Regions from separate parts of the Homo sapiens genome. Here regions 2 and 3 are each linked to region 1. Evidence: chromatin loops called from intact Hi-C (ENCODE). Cell type or tissue: ascending aorta. All regions are shown on one strand. Region 1 holds the start of NPAS2-AS1 (NPAS2 antisense RNA 1). Region 2 has its middle 64 kb from the start of NPAS2. Region 3 overlaps NPAS2 (neuronal PAS domain protein 2).

The links. A loop is a pair of places that touch in the nucleus more often than their neighbours do. Peaks named below come from ENCODE experiments on the same cell type or tissue, not always from the same donor. Only the 100,000 strongest peaks of a DNase experiment are listed, where the experiment ranks them.
Region 2: a loop joins it to region 1, with 2.8 times the contacts of the local background. A loop is called at or near these places in 2 of 110 quality-filtered maps.
Region 3: a loop joins it to region 1, with 2.3 times the contacts of the local background. A loop is called at or near these places in 5 of 110 quality-filtered maps.

What each region holds. Positions count from the first base shown.
Region 1 is chr2:100,976,641-100,981,640 of GRCh38, forward strand. NPAS2 (neuronal PAS domain protein 2) reads left to right here. Exons shown (of 21, transcript NM_002518.4): 15 at 1,070-1,159. NPAS2-AS1 (NPAS2 antisense RNA 1) reads right to left here and starts at 521. Exons shown (of 3, transcript NR_110213.1): 1 at 76-521. In ascending aorta, no CTCF peak of the experiment used is centred here; a DNase peak (open chromatin) is centred at 2,191; H3K4me3 peaks cover 1,247 bases; H3K27ac peaks cover 4,422 bases.
Region 2 is chr2:100,753,664-100,758,663 of GRCh38, forward strand. No RefSeq gene overlaps it. Among named protein-coding and RNA genes, the nearest start is that of NPAS2, 64 kb to the right of the region's middle. In ascending aorta, no CTCF peak of the experiment used is centred here; a DNase peak (open chromatin) is centred at 2,008; H3K27ac peaks cover 432 bases.
Region 3 is chr2:100,916,754-100,921,753 of GRCh38, forward strand. All of the region lies in intron 2 of NPAS2 (neuronal PAS domain protein 2), which reads left to right. Among named protein-coding and RNA genes, the nearest start is that of NPAS2-AS1, 58 kb to the right of the region's middle. RefSeq lists an enhancer at 4,894-5,000 and a silencer at 4,894-5,000. In ascending aorta, a CTCF peak has its summit at 2,728; no DNase peak of the experiment used is centred here.

The sequences.
Region 1 (5,000 bases):
GGCTGTGCACACCCTGCTTGAGAAGCTTGGGCGATGCGTTTTATTTTCAAGTAGAATGTGGCAAAGACCACTTACTTTCTCTCCAGCCACCTCCAGATGCGCTTGCAAGCTGTGCCTGCCATTCTTCCAGACTCTCCTGTCCAGTGTGACTCACTTTGCCAACAACGGAGGCCCAGAGTGCTTCTGTCTCCTCCCAGCTGCGCAGGGAAACAGAACCCAGACCAGCTTCTGGATCAGCCCTGTGCCTGGGATTTCTCACTGAAACAAGGTCTCCTGGTGTCATTTCCTCCCAATGCTGTCCTGGGTGACACTTTCCATTTGAGCTGCTTTTTTATATAGGCCCTAGCAACTAGGGGCCGTGTCGGAATAACTTCAGACGAGTCCTTTCACTGTTCTTTAAAAAAAAAAAAAACCACTAGAAAACCACTAGCCCGTGAAGCAGAGTGTTTCATTTCTTGTTACTATACATTGTCTCCCCCACCCACCCGAGTGATCAGGGAGCGCAGATGTGACTCAGCTCACTTCCCAGGAGTCTCTTAAAAGGTTCTGGGCAGAGGCTGGTGAAACTGCCCCAGTCCTCACTGCCTGGATGAGTTCATGGACAAACATGCATGGCGTGTCTGTCCATCTGCATTAGCGCTGAGCAGAAAAGATACGGACGCACAGCAGCTCATGGTAGCAGTCCACGCACGTCGTCCTGCTTGATGACACCGCTAAGAATTAATCCATTTGGGAGGAGAGCAACCAAATCCACCCAGGGCGGAGTCCAGGACAGCAGGCAAGGGAAGGGAAGTAGAGCTGAGCTACCAGGCTTGGGCAGGTAGCAGCAGCCTGGCAGAGCACACTGTGGTGGGGTGGAAGCCTGCACCAGTTGTGCAGGGGCTCTGCCCTTGTGCCCTGCGTAGGAAGCAGTGCAGCCAGGGAACAGACACCTATACTTTCTAGAACTCTTGACTTGGAGCTGTTCACCCCAGTGCGGAACGCAGAGAACCCACCGGACCAAGAGACCACATCCCTGTCCCCTGGAATGGCAGAAGCAGTGGTAACAAAGCCCCTTTCTCTCCCACAGGCCCCTCTGCCTTCCCCATCGTCCTGCGACCTCACACAGCAGCTCCTGCCTCAGACCGTTCTGCAGAGCACGCCCGCTCCCATGGCACAGGTGAGTCTGGGACCCAGGAAAGGGCAGCCCCTCTCAAGCCAGAAGTCCGCAGTGTGCTGCGCTGATGGTCTTGTACACTTAGGTCCCAACCAAGGCCCTGACGTGGGGGAATGTCCCTCCCAATGTGTGTGTGGCCTGTGTCGAGCCATGAGGTTCCCCCCACACCCACCCTCTCGTCTCCAAGTTCTTTTTTCCAGTGTCTGGGGTTTTCTTTTTTTAAATTTCAGTAGTTTTGAGGGAACAGGTGGTGTTTGATTGTATGGATAAGTTCTTTAGGGGTGATTTCTGAGATTTGTGTACCTGTCACCCGAGCAGTGTACACTGTACCCAATATGTAGTCCTTTATGCCTCACATCCCCCCACCCTTGCCCCACCAGTCCCAAAGTCCATCATTTCATTCTTATGCCTTTGTGACCTCATAGTTTAGCTCCCACTTAGAAGTGAAAACATACGATATTTGGTTTTCCATTTCTGAGTTGCTTCATTTAGAATAATGACCTCCAGCTCCATCCAAGTTGCTGCAGAAGTCCAGAGTCTGTTTTTTTAATTCTTTTAACAGTCTCTGTTCACCTCTTTGCCACTTTTCCACATTCCTCTTGTTCTTTACGACTCCAAATTGGCCATGGTATTTTAGAAAAGGTCTGAATTGGGCTGCATGTCATAGAAAGACTGAAAGGATCTAAAAGCCGTGAGTCCAGCACTATAAATATCACATTTGTTTAAAAAAAAAGAAAGAAAGAAAGAAAGAAAGAAAAGAAAAGGATTACGGCTTTGCTGAGTAATTCCATCCTTGTTTCAACAACATTCGGTGAGTTACTATTTGGGTCAGTCAGTGAGCGAGGTGTTAGGGATGTAAAGATGTAAGTCAGCCCTTGCTTTTAGTTCTCAGAACTAAAGGGAGAGACAGGCATGTAAACAGAGACGCCGCCGTGGCAGGGCATGCGTTTTTATAGAACCGTGAAGGAAATATTCTACCCAGGGAAGTCTGACGTGGCTTCCTGGAGGAGGTGACGCTTGAGTTGGCCCCGGAAAGGTGGGTAGGAGGTTGCCAGATGGTTTGGCAGGGGGACAGCAGGGATGTGCTTCAGCAGGGAGTTCTGAACACGGGGAGTGACAAACCCTGCCCAGGCCTGAGCTCTGACTTCAGTTCCCTCATAGGAGACTTAGCTCTGCCCAGACCATGGCCACAGGCTAGAGCTGCGTCCCAGACGGCAGTTCAGCAGCAGGTGCCCCTCTCTGTCTTGGCACACATCTGTCACCACTGATGAAAACTATTTCGGAACATATGCCCTCTTAGTGGGGGTCTCTCATGCATTCCTGGAGTAAGACACATGCTAACGCGTGCTGCTTGCCAGAGTCAGGCTTGAAGATTGGTGTAAAAAAGCTACCCTTCTGGAATCTACTCATTAAAACTGCCTATATTCACCCTCATTAGGCCAAAAGAAAAAAAAACCTGAATACTGTTTTTCTCTTTAAATTTCCAAGGCCTATTTGGTAAGAAATTAGTAACCTTTTAATCCAAAGGGGCATAAAATGAAAATGTCTTTAACTTCTGGGTCTTGCATTATGAAGAATGTCTGTGTTTACAAGACACGATGGTGTGATGCAGTCTCTTTTGGAATTCTGATTTTTCATTTATTGAACTTCTTAGTCTGTCATGTGTACTATATTTAATAATAACTATATATATATATATATATATATTTTTTTTTTTTTTTTTTTTTTTTTTCTGAGACGGAGTTTCACTCTTTTTGCCCAGGCTGGAGTGCAATGGCACCATCTTGGCTCACTGCAACCTCCACCTCCTGGGTTCCAGCGATTCTTCTGCCTCAGCCTCCCAAGTAGCTGGGATTACAGGAATGCACCACTACCAGGAATGCACCACTACACCCAGCTAATTTTGTATTTTTTGTGGAGACGGGGTTTCGCTGTGTTGGCCAGGCTGGTCTTGAATTCCTGACCTCAGGTGATCCGCCCACCTCAACCTCCCAAAGTGCTGGGATTACAGGCGTGAGCCACCACGCCCAGCCAATAACTATATTCTTTAAGACATCCCTGCATAATACTGACTTTCCAAGTCACACAGTTCTTCCCACTTCATGTGAAATACCCACTTCATGTGAAACAACGAGATTCTGGGATTTTTCTCTCACTCCCCTCACCCTTCAGGGAAAGAAGGGAAAAATGAAATCCAAAATCTGAGGAGCGGTTATCTGGGTAACTGGTGGTTTTCCAAAAAAGCCTCTTTCTTCATACTATGGTTCTAAAATGTCTTTAAATTAGAGTAGCTCTCTTTATCAAAAACATCACCATCAAGAAGGTAAGGAGGGCCTAATGATGGGGTGTCTGGGAGGCCTTGAAAAAATCCGAATAACGTGAGAGGCAGCCACCACCTCCTAACCCAGCCCATCGCCACTCCCTTTCCAAGCCAACTGGGCACCGATGAGCCGCCTCCACTGCAGGTGGAAGGGGCAACGCTGAGTTTCCCGACTTCGTAGAACCTGCCAGAGAAGCTTTTGTGTTTCGTTAAATACTTGGAATAGCTCGTTTGCTTTCTCCGTTGAATTCCCTTTCAAAATCCTCACAGAGTGGTCTGATTAGTCACAATCTGACTGGGATTTTTGTGAGTCTGGGATAGCGCAGGGTTTTTTTTAATTTTTGTTATTTTTGTTTATATATATATTTTTTGAGACGGGGTCTCACTCTGTTGCCCAGGCTGGAGTGCAGTTGTGCAATCTCGGCTCACTGCAACCTCTGCCTCCCGGATTCAAGCAATTCTCCTGCCTCAGCCTCCCGAGTAGCTGAGATTACGGGTGCCCACCACCACGCCTGGCTAATTTTTGTATTTTTTAGTGGAGATGGGGTTTTGCCATGTTGGCCAGGCTGGTCTCAAACTCTTGATCTCAGGTGATCCGCCCACCTCGGCCTCTCAAAGTGCTGGGATTACAGGCATGAGTCACCGCCCCAGGCCCAGCACAGGTATTTTTAAATGCATGGGTAGCAACAGAACCTTCCTTTTAAAGGAAGTCTGAGGTCAAAGCCACTCTGGTCAAGATGGGAGTGTCTTGTGGGCAAAACTTCTTGGCCTTGCTCAGCTCCTAAGACTTGGGATTTACATGTTGGTGCTGCCACCATCTCGCTGTGTGATTTCCAGCAGGGTGCAGCCTCTTGGGGTGGCATGGGCTCGTCGTGAAGCACAACACACGTACCTCTACTTGCCTGGGGCAGCAGCTGGCACCTGAGGGTCTCTGCACATGTCAGCACCTGCTATTCTTACTCTTACTGGTTCTTTTTATTATTATTTTGCTGCTTCAAAAGCTATGCTTTCAGTTATTTCATCCTGTTTCTCAACTCTCCTGCTCTCCTTGCCTCCCTGTGTCTGGGAGGTCAAAGGGCAGAGGAAAAGAGAGAGGCCCTGGGGGCATTTGCAAAAGACAGCGGGCAGGAAACAGACTAGGGAGATTGTTGGGCTAGAGATTGAGGGAGTGGAGGTTAAATCATGGTAAAAAGGGAGAAAGAGAAAAACAGAATGAATCTAGCAAACTCATTTGCCTCAAGATATGGGAGTCATAGCCCCGAAGAGCCCAGAGCAGGGGCTGCAGGCCCCTCCTGCCATCCCTCCCAAACAGTGTTTCCTGGAAGCGGAGGAGCCTGTGTTGAGGGAGACGGGACAGGAGGCAGAGACTACCTGCAAGTTTCCTAAGGCCAGCCTCCTTCCCCAGAAAGGATTAAGGGTCCAAAGGAAGGGGAGACCCAAAACAATCACCGTGTCTTTACCCCGAGGTCAGTCACACTGGAGAGGGGGCCCTCGGGGCAAAGACTGGGTGATTGTTTTGTTCGT
Region 2 (5,000 bases), 220 kb before region 1:
AGGAGCAGCCCTGAGACTGAGCACAGAAGGAGGGAGTCCTGCCTGCTGGGAGTCAGGAATTCAGGAACCAGTGACAGGCATCTCAGGCTTGAACCAGGGGGATGCTCGAAATAAAGTTGTATTCATTGTTCCAACTACGCACAGAGGGTCTTTGCTAGGCTTCTGGATCCTCTTTCTCAGTCCTTCAGGCATTATCTGCTAATCTTTAGGTAAAGAATTCTAAATGAGCATTCATTTCCTCCTACATGAAGCCACAATAGCCCATGGATTTCTATTTTTCAAGTCCATTGGACACACTAGTGAGTTTTAATGTCCAAGTCTTACACAGTCCACAAAGGACAAAGCTTCCAAGATTCGTTTAAGGCCAGAACAGGGAGAAGTTTGAGTTGGAGAAGAACCTGCTTATACCTAGCTTTTAAGCAACTAACTTTCCACATTCTTTGCAATGAAATGTCAGCCTTTCTTTCAGATAGTTGGTATATGGGTAGATTTGCTTAGAGATGCTATCTTATATACTTCTATTTTTTGTCCCTTAAGAAGCTGAAAGAGGAAGAAAGTCTCTTCTACTGACCCTAGGAATCTCTCCAGAAATATTTTGGCAGATTCTTTTACTCAAAGGCTGTCCATTGATTTTTAAGACAAACAAAGCAACAAACAAAAAGCAAAACCTAGTTTTGTTAACATTCAACAATCCTAAATCTTCAATCCCAGGAGTAGCCTCCATTTATTTTTCTTGCACTGGTTTATGATTTTTCTATTTTCACTGTGTCTTATGAAAATAAAACATGTTAGAGTTTTAACAAGACATCAGTTTCCAGTAGATAATATTGGCATGAAGTTAACCTTTACATTTATTTGTATTTTTTCCTGGTATGTTCAATATTTCTTATAGCACCAGATGGGTTGCATTTATCACCTATTCTAGCCTTTGCCCTGACTGATTTTTTTTATTTCATAATCAGCAAGCTCTGCAAAAACAAACAAAAAAGAACTGTCAAGTTATAAAAGTTGTTTTATTCAAGACTATTTTAATTTAGTTAAGTATTTTTCTTTCCAGTTTTCTCAGATGTTCTCATATGAGATGATAGGAAAGGACTAAATGATGCACAACTTTACATTTGTGGAATACATACCACGTGTAAGGCACTGCTTTCAATTGCAGTCATAGAAAACTTAGCTCTGAATAATAGCATGAACAATAAAGAAGGTTTACTACCTCACATCACAGAAGTCCCAAAGTAGGATCATTCCTAGTTGGCTAATTCAGTGACTCAGTGCCATCAAAGCCACCATCCCATTTTGCCATCCTGGGGCTCCGCTTGCAGTCACAATATAGCTGTCATTCTCAAGATGATAATGCTCAGTAGAAGAGGCTGACTCTTCCACTGGGTCTCTTTCTATGAATGAGGAAACCTCTCCAAGAATGTCCCAAGCAGATGTTTCCTCATATCATATCAGCCACAATTCCCTCCAAGCCTCAACTCACCACCGACAAAGGAATTGGACTAGCTAATTCCCTTGGAGATGTTCCTGGCTGCACAAAGCTGAGCTAAACCAGAAGGAAGAGTTAAACCAGAAGGAAGGGACATGGATGCGAGTGAACGTTCAGAAGGGATTGCTACATATAATTCATTTCACTTAGTCCCCACAACAACCTTATGAGGTAACCACTATTATCCCCATTTGATAGAGGGGAAACTGAAGCCTAGGAATTTTAAATCCTTTGCATGATTATCCACACATAAATATAACAGGACCAAGTTTCAAGAATTGTCTTCCTAATGAATTCAAACTCGATTGGAGCCATTTCACATTCTTACTTAGAGGTTACAGTGCTTCTCTGTTTTAATAATTAAGTCAAAATTAGAAAGCTGAAGGCACAGAAACCACAGAGCTTAAGAATTGGGAAGGACCTTTGATGTCTCACCCAATACAACATTTAAACAAGTGGTTACTGAGCGTCCACCTTGTGAAGCACCAAATTGGAATTTGTTGAACCTGCCAAGACAAGCAAGATGTGGTCCCTGTGCCCAGGGCTCACCAACTAGTAGGCAGAATGAGAAAGCTATATAAGTAATAATACAACATGGAAGAATATATTAAGTCCTAAGAGAGGTACCCAAAAGCACTAGGGCAGGGAGCAGTGTTCAGAAAAAAAGGAATGCTAACCATAAAAGGTTGTCATGGAAAAGGTAGGATTTGGCAAGGTGCCTTAGAGGTAACATTTCAACAAACAAAGAGGGGTGGAAGGGAAGTGGACCCCAGGATGGGAACCCCATGCAGGAACAGCCGTATGGACAAAATATCAGGAAGTTAAATTTGATTTCAGTGCAGAAGACAAATCACCTTGGAAAGCAAGGCTTGAGCGGTTGATTTTAAACACATTGGAAACTGAGGGAGAAATTTGAGGTTTTTGATGAGGTGTGGCATGATCGAAATTGCCTTTTATAAAGGTTAGTCTGGCAACACTGTATGTAGTAGGGTGTTCTGTGCATCTCCTGTGATGTTTAGGCTGCAAAGAACGGAAAACCCAACTCAGTATGACTTGACCAACAAAGGCATTTACTAACTCATTCAAAAGATGGTTGAGAAGTTGAGGTGTCCCAGTGTTGGTTCTTTCAGTAGCAGCCTTCCATCTTTCTGCTCTGCCATTCTCAGAATGTCAGCATTCTACTCAGTGTAGCTCCCTCTAAGAAAGGGGCTGCCTCAGTTCCCAGATCTGGCAATCATATGTAACGATATCCAGAGGAAGAAGAAAAGATCTCTTCCTGCTATCTCTCTCAGGAATGAGGGAATCATTCACGGAAGCTTCCAGGAGACTTCCCCTTACAACTCACTGGCCAGAGTTGAGTCAGATGTCCTGGCCTAAACCAATCATGGATAAAGAGAATGGGACCACCACAACTGGCTTCACCTGATTTTTATTTACACCTGAGAAATTGGGAGGAAGGCTGGACTCCCCAACAAAAGTAGAATTCTGCAAATAAGGAAGAAGGAAGAAACAGGTGCTGAGGAGTCAATAAATGGGGCCTACATATGTTCCATGAGGGAGGAATTTGAAGCAAAAACATGACCCAGAAGGAAATGGCATCATTCTAGCTAAGAAATAATGGCTACCTAACTGAGGTCACTTTTACAGAAATGGAAAGGGAAATTTTTCTTATATGACATAGGATTCCTGGGTTCATTATATTCTCTGCTTGATTATCTTTAATGATGAAGGGCTCTCAACTTCCTGATGCTACCATATGCTATTATTTAACAGCCTTTGGTATTGAGCCAAAAGCCCTGGCTCTTTTCCACAGGAAATATTTCCAAGCCACGAATTCCCCATTTTGTATTTATCCAACTGAGTTTTTCATCTTAAATGGTCTCTACTTGTATCCCCTTAAAATGTAGTTTTGTTGGTTTTATAGTACAATATTCCAGCCTGATCTTTCAACAACATTGATTAGCTCTGTTGTGTATCGGTACTAGGCACTAGGTCCTAGGCACTGACAATAGGTAAAGAAGAAGCTCACAGACTAGTGGGGTGGTGAACACATGGACAAGCAGTTACAAACCTCGTGTGACGATGCTGTGGCATCAAGTAGGGTTAACCAACGTGTGGACTCCAGACCACCTACCTGAGAATCTGATTGGCACTCATTAAAAGCACATGTTCCTGACCTCCCCAAAGCCCACCAGGAGTGGAAACCACCAGCACTGTATTAGTCCATTTTCATACTGCTATGAAGAAATACCTGAGACTCGGTAATTTATAAAGGAAAGAGGTTTAATTGACTCACACTTCCACATGGCTGGGGAGGCCTCAGGAAACTTACAATTATGGCAGAAGGGGAAGCAAATATGTCCTTCTTCACATGGCAGCAGGAGAGAGAAGTGCTGAGTGAAGGGGGAAAAGCCCCTCATAAAGCCATCAGATCTCATGGCTCATCACCTCTCACAAGGTCCCTCCCCCAACACGTGGAGATTATAATTCAGATTACAATTCAAGATGAGATTTGGATGGGGACACAGAGCCAGACCATATTAAGCACTTAAAACAGCATTCTGGTTGATTCTTACGCATGTTATGTTGGCTACCTATCAAGAGATGGAGCGGAGAGACACAAACATGGATATAAAGCTCTGGGACCTTTGAATAGTGAATCTGTCCTCCAACCCATGACTCATCTTTCCTGGCCTACGGCATTTGCAAAGAGGATAAACAAACTTCCAGAGCTTCTCTCAAGTCCCTGATGAGAGTGTTGATGAGAAAAAACAGGCAGTGAGACTCCTTAGGACTTCACAGAATCAGAAATCAGCACTCTCAGGTGGAGCTGTCCCACCAGCAGTGAATTCACTGCACTGTCCTGGATTCAGACTATATTTCAACCTTTTTTTTTTTTTCAAAAGGAGTCATGGGAAACAGTGTCTAATATCTTGCTAAAGCCAAGATTGATGACATCCATGACATGCCACTGCTCTTTGTGCCTCAGACACCCTGCTTCAGTTCCATGGAAAAGAGCCTTCTTCCTGACCCACCTGGTTGAGTAGAGACTTTGACTAACACCGGAAAACTAATCTCTGCAGCCTTAACATTGGAGGTTGCGCTGGGAAGACCAAAAGCAGGAATTTGGCCTAGTAAATTACCTACTGTTTGAACTAAAGAGAAACAACATTGTTACTCACCTAGCCCATCACAATCTGTCACCTGGACAAGCACAACAAGCTCCTAACAGGTCTCTGCTTATATTGTCATCCTTGTAGTAAACTCTTCATCCAGCAGTCAGAGAGAGCCCTGTGCCAACCAATGACTTTCCATTGTAAGCATAAAAAAGCCAACCCTCTTGAGAAAGACTTCAAGGTTTATGTGGCCCCTGACCATGCTCTGACCTCATTTCCAGCTACTCTTCCCCTCAGTCACTATGCTCTAGCCACACTGACCTTCTCTCTGCACTTTAATTTCAGGGACGTTGTGCTTATCAGTTGCTGTGCTCAAAAGCTCAGGACATTCT
Region 3 (5,000 bases), 60 kb before region 1:
TAACAGAATACACATATTTTCAAGTACATATTGAACATTTACCAAGCTAGACCAAACCCTGCTTCATAAAACAAATGTAAATAAATTCAAATGAAAAAATTAGAAACAGAAAGATAGCGGGAAAAATATCTCCACATCTTGGAAATTAAACAACAAACTGTGTAGTAATCCATGGGTCAAAGAGAAAGTCTCAAGGATATTAGAAAATATTTTAGCTAAATAAAAATGAACATACATTTCAAAATTAGTGGGTTGCCGCTACAGCAATGCTTAGAGGGAAACTTGCAACATTAAATGCTCTTATTAGAAAAAAAGGAAAGGTCTCAAATCAACAACTAATCTCTACCTTAAGAAACTAGAAACAGAAAAGCAAAATAAACTCACAGCAAGAAAGATGGAAATTAGATATAAACACAGAAAGTAATAAAATTAGAAACAGAAAAACAATATAGAAAAATCAACTAAACTAAAAGGTGATTTTTTAAAAGATTGGCAAGGCATGGTGGCTCATGCCTGTAATCCCAGCAGGTTGAGAGGCCAAGGTAAGGGGATCATTTGAGGTCAGGAGTTCAAGACCAGCCTGATCAACATAGTGAAACCCCCGTCTCTACTAAAAATACAAAAATTAGCCAGGCGTGGTGGCGGGCACCTGTAATTCCAGCTACTTGGGAGGCTGAAGCAGGAGAATCACTTGAACCTGGGAGGTGGAGGTTGCAGTGAGCCGAGATCGTGCCATTGCACTTCAGCCTGGGTGACAAGAGCGAAACTCCATCTAAAAAAATAATAAAAATAATAAAAGTTCAATAAAATTGGTAAGTCTATCAAGGGACTGAAAAAGACACGATTTATCAATAGCAGGAATAAGAAGGCCTATCATTAGATATTCCTGAGAAATTCAAAGGGCCATAAGGAAATACTATGAACAATTAGAGCCGCATAAAATCCAACCACTTAGATGAAATGGGCCAATTACTTAAAAACCACGACTACCAAACTCACAAAAGATGAACGAGAAAACCTAGAGTCCTATAACTAAGAAATTGAATTTGTATTTGAAAACCTGAACAGGAAATCTCCAGACCCAGATGATTTCACTGGTGAATTCTGCCAGACATTAAAAGAAGAAATATCACCAATTCTGTTCACACTCTTCCAGAAAGTTGAAGATAAGGAAATACTTTGGAGTTTATTTTATGAGACCAGCATTACCCAAAGACAGTATGAGAAAGGAAATCTACAGAACAGCATTTTTCATAAGTGTAGATACAAAATTTCTCAACAAAACATTAGCAAATTATATCCAACTATATATATTTATATATATTTTAAATTACAATCAAGTGGAGCTTATCTAGGGAATGCAAGGCTATTCAGAATTCAAAAATCAATGTAATCCGTTATGTTATGAAGTTACAAAAGAAAAACCACATGATTATATCAATTGATGCAGAAAAAGACTTTGGCAAAATGCAACATCTATTCATGAAATAAAAATCAATACTGAAATTATAAATCTAAATGTAAAATACGTAAAACTGTAAAACCATAAGAAGAAAAAATAGAAAGTCTTTGTAGTCTATAAGGTTAGGCAAAGAGTTCCTAGACCTAACACCAAAAGTACAACTCGTAAGAGAAAAAATTGTTAAACCTGGACCTCATCAAAATTAAAAACTCACTCTGTAAGTTACTATTAAGAGATTGAAAAGGCAAGCTATAGTCGGGTAGAAAATACTGACAAATCACATTTCTGACAAAAGACTTGTATCCAGAAAATACAAGCAACTGTCAAAACTCAATAGTAAGGAAATAGACAACCCAATTTTAAAATGGGCAAAAGATATGAACAGATGCTTCCTCAAAGAGGGTCTACAGATGTCAAAAAAAGTGAAAAGATGTCCACTGCCATTAGCCATTAGATACATGCAAATTAAACCTCTAATAATGTACCACCGCAACTTTCTTAGATTAGCTAAAATTTAAAGTACTGACAATATTAATTCCCTTTAAGGTTGTAGAACGCTGGATCACTCATACATTGCTGGTAGGGAGGTAAAATGGCATGGCCACTCTGGAAAACGGTTTGGTAGTTTCTTATAAACATATAGTTTCCATATGACCCAGACGTTCTAGTCCTGGATTCTTTACTTCAGAAAAATACAAACACGTTCACTGAAAAACCTGTACACCAATGGGCATAGTAGCTGTATTCATAATTACCCAAACTGGAAACAACCCACATTTCCTCAATGGGTGAATGCATAAACCGGCTGTGGAACACCCGTACAGTAGAAAACTACTCACCAATGAGAAGGCACACGGTATTGACAGACACAAGTTGAATAAATCTCAAAGGCATTATGCTGGGTAGAAGCAGCCAGGCTCAAAAGGTTACATGCTATAGGATTATACTTTTACGACATTCTTGAAAAGAGCATAGGGATGGAGAACAGAACCGAGCTGGCCAGAGTTTTGTGGGAGTGGAGGGCATGAGAGTTTTGTAGAGAGCTCTCTCTCGTCTTGATGGTGATGACGGTTGCATACCTTTATACATGTGCTAAAACGTATAGAACCGTGTCCCCGAAGAAAAAGTCAGGCTCACTGTGTGTTAATTTTAAGGGGAAAAAAAACAAAAACAAAAACAAAAAAACGTTTTAAAGCACCCACCGTCAGCGTCACTTTTTCGAGGCTAATGAAGTTTGACTGAGCCTTGCTTGGCTCTTTCCCTACATCCCCCGCTGGGGGCGGTAGGGAGCAGCAGCGCCGTGCTGTGCTTTGGGGTGGAGGAGCCTCACGGACCCTTCCTGTCTCTACTCACTTCCCCTTTAAGTTGGGTCCCTCATCCTTTCCTGAGGACCCATTTCATTTCCTTTCCCTGTCCCCACTCATCCAAAAGCTCAGACCAGGTTGCTTGGCCTACCATTCACGACTGCGCCGTCGGTCTCCCCGTGCCTCCCCACCCTATCCTTTCCTTCTCCAATTGAGCCCAACTCTGCTGCCAAACTTGACCACCCAGCTTTCCCCTGGGCTGTCCTCTCCACCCCTGACTATGCACCCCTCAAAGCCACCTCATGTTCTTGCCTCTAGGGGCTCCGTGGCTGGGCTCCCTCCTTGGTGAGCACCCTTGGCGATTCGTTGGAACTTCTCACCGGGCAGTATTGTATTGCACCCCCTATACCAGCTTCTGAGGAATGAGTTCCATCTCTTCCTCTAGACACTGAGCTGCTTTTAGTTGAGGGCCAAGACCTCTTCATTGCCGCCTCCTCCATATCGCTTGATGGAGCGCCTTGTGCACAGAAGGTGCTAATCAGAGAATATAGAACAAATACTCTTCCTGTCTCTAATTGCCCTTGTCCAGAGAACCCTCAAGTCAGAAGTGGAAGAGGGTCCTCCTGTCAAAGGGGGAGGGAGTGGGGAGATGTTAGTCAAAGGGTAGAAAGCTTCAGTTAGACAGGAGGAATCAGGTTTTGAGATCTATCACACAGCAGGGTGACTGTAGTTAATAATAACGTACAGTGTTGTATATTTCAAAATTGCAAGGAGAGTAAATGTCAAATGTCTCACCACAAATAAGTGAAGTGACTGATATGGTAATTAGCTTAATTTAATCATTCCATGTTGTATATATATATATCAAAACATCACATTGTACCCCATAAACATGTACAGTTTTTAAGGGTACTGGAAGGTAACCTGTGCCCCACTTCCCTGGAGGTCTGTCTGTATTGCATTTAATAACTGGATGTTTGAGTTCCACCCATGAGTGCCTTTCTGCTCAATCCCCTACTATGTGTATCCAGATAGACTAGTTGGGCTATGTGGCCCACAATCCCCATATCTCAGTAAAGCTGACGTGCTCATCACAGAGCTGCTGGCCCCTTACTATAAAGTGTCCTCACCCAAGGACCCAGGCTGACAGAGGCTTCACCTCCCATTGCCAAGGGAGGTGAATGGAAAAAGGAATGAAACAGATTTTGCACTGACTCTTCATGCTTCTCCCTGGGAACTGACACATGGCACTTGTGCGTACGTGTTCTTGGCCAAGCGAAGGGGCAGGGAAGCACAATCCTGCTCTCTCCAGAAGACAAACTGGAAATATTTGGTGAACAGCAATCCTAACACCACAGGTGACCACGACAGTGGGAAAGGCCACTCCTCCTAGGAGCTGAAGCGAAGGTCGCAGTCTTCCCTTGATTTCCCGCAGTACCCTTCCCCAACGGGGAACACAAACACCAGCCTCCTGTTAGTGTGTGGCACTGTTTCTCTGCACGGTGTGCTTAGTTTTTGTGCTATAAACTCAAGCAGCCAGAATTAGTCACTCTCAGTTCTGTGTTCCCAGAACACTGGGTCCGTAGGTCCATAACAGATCCCGCCACAGTGATTTGGAGGGAGCTGTAGGAAGTGGCAGGAGGGTGCACGGCCTCACAGCGTGGGCACTGGAGCCAGCCTGTGGCACCACTTCCCAGACCTGTGATGGTGGTGAGTTACACAGCCTCTCAGTGCCTCGCTCCTTCCCCTTGGAATGGAAATGCAATAGTACCTGCCTTAAAGGGTTGCCATGAGAATTGAAGGAATGAATGGATGTAAAGCTCTTAACATGGTGCCCGTTACATACATAGTAAGTGCCCAGCAAATATTCCTTGTGTAACCAGACCCAAACTCCCCAAGATGCCCGATGATGGACGCTTCAGAACCAGATAACTTGGGGTTTTTGAGCCCCACATTCAAAAATCAATATCCATGTATATTTAAAACACACACATACCTTCCCTTCCTCCCTCCCTTGGTCTCTCTCTTACTCTCTCTTTCTTAAACTCAATAAGATGATGACAAACAGCCCAACTGGAAAATAGGCAGAAGATTTGAACAAACGCCTCACAAAATAAGATACATAAATGGCCATTAAGCATGTAAAAAGATGTTCGACATTACTAGTCACTAGGAAAATGCAAATCCAAGCCGCAGTAAGGTAACATTTCAACGGCTAAACATTTCAATGCACT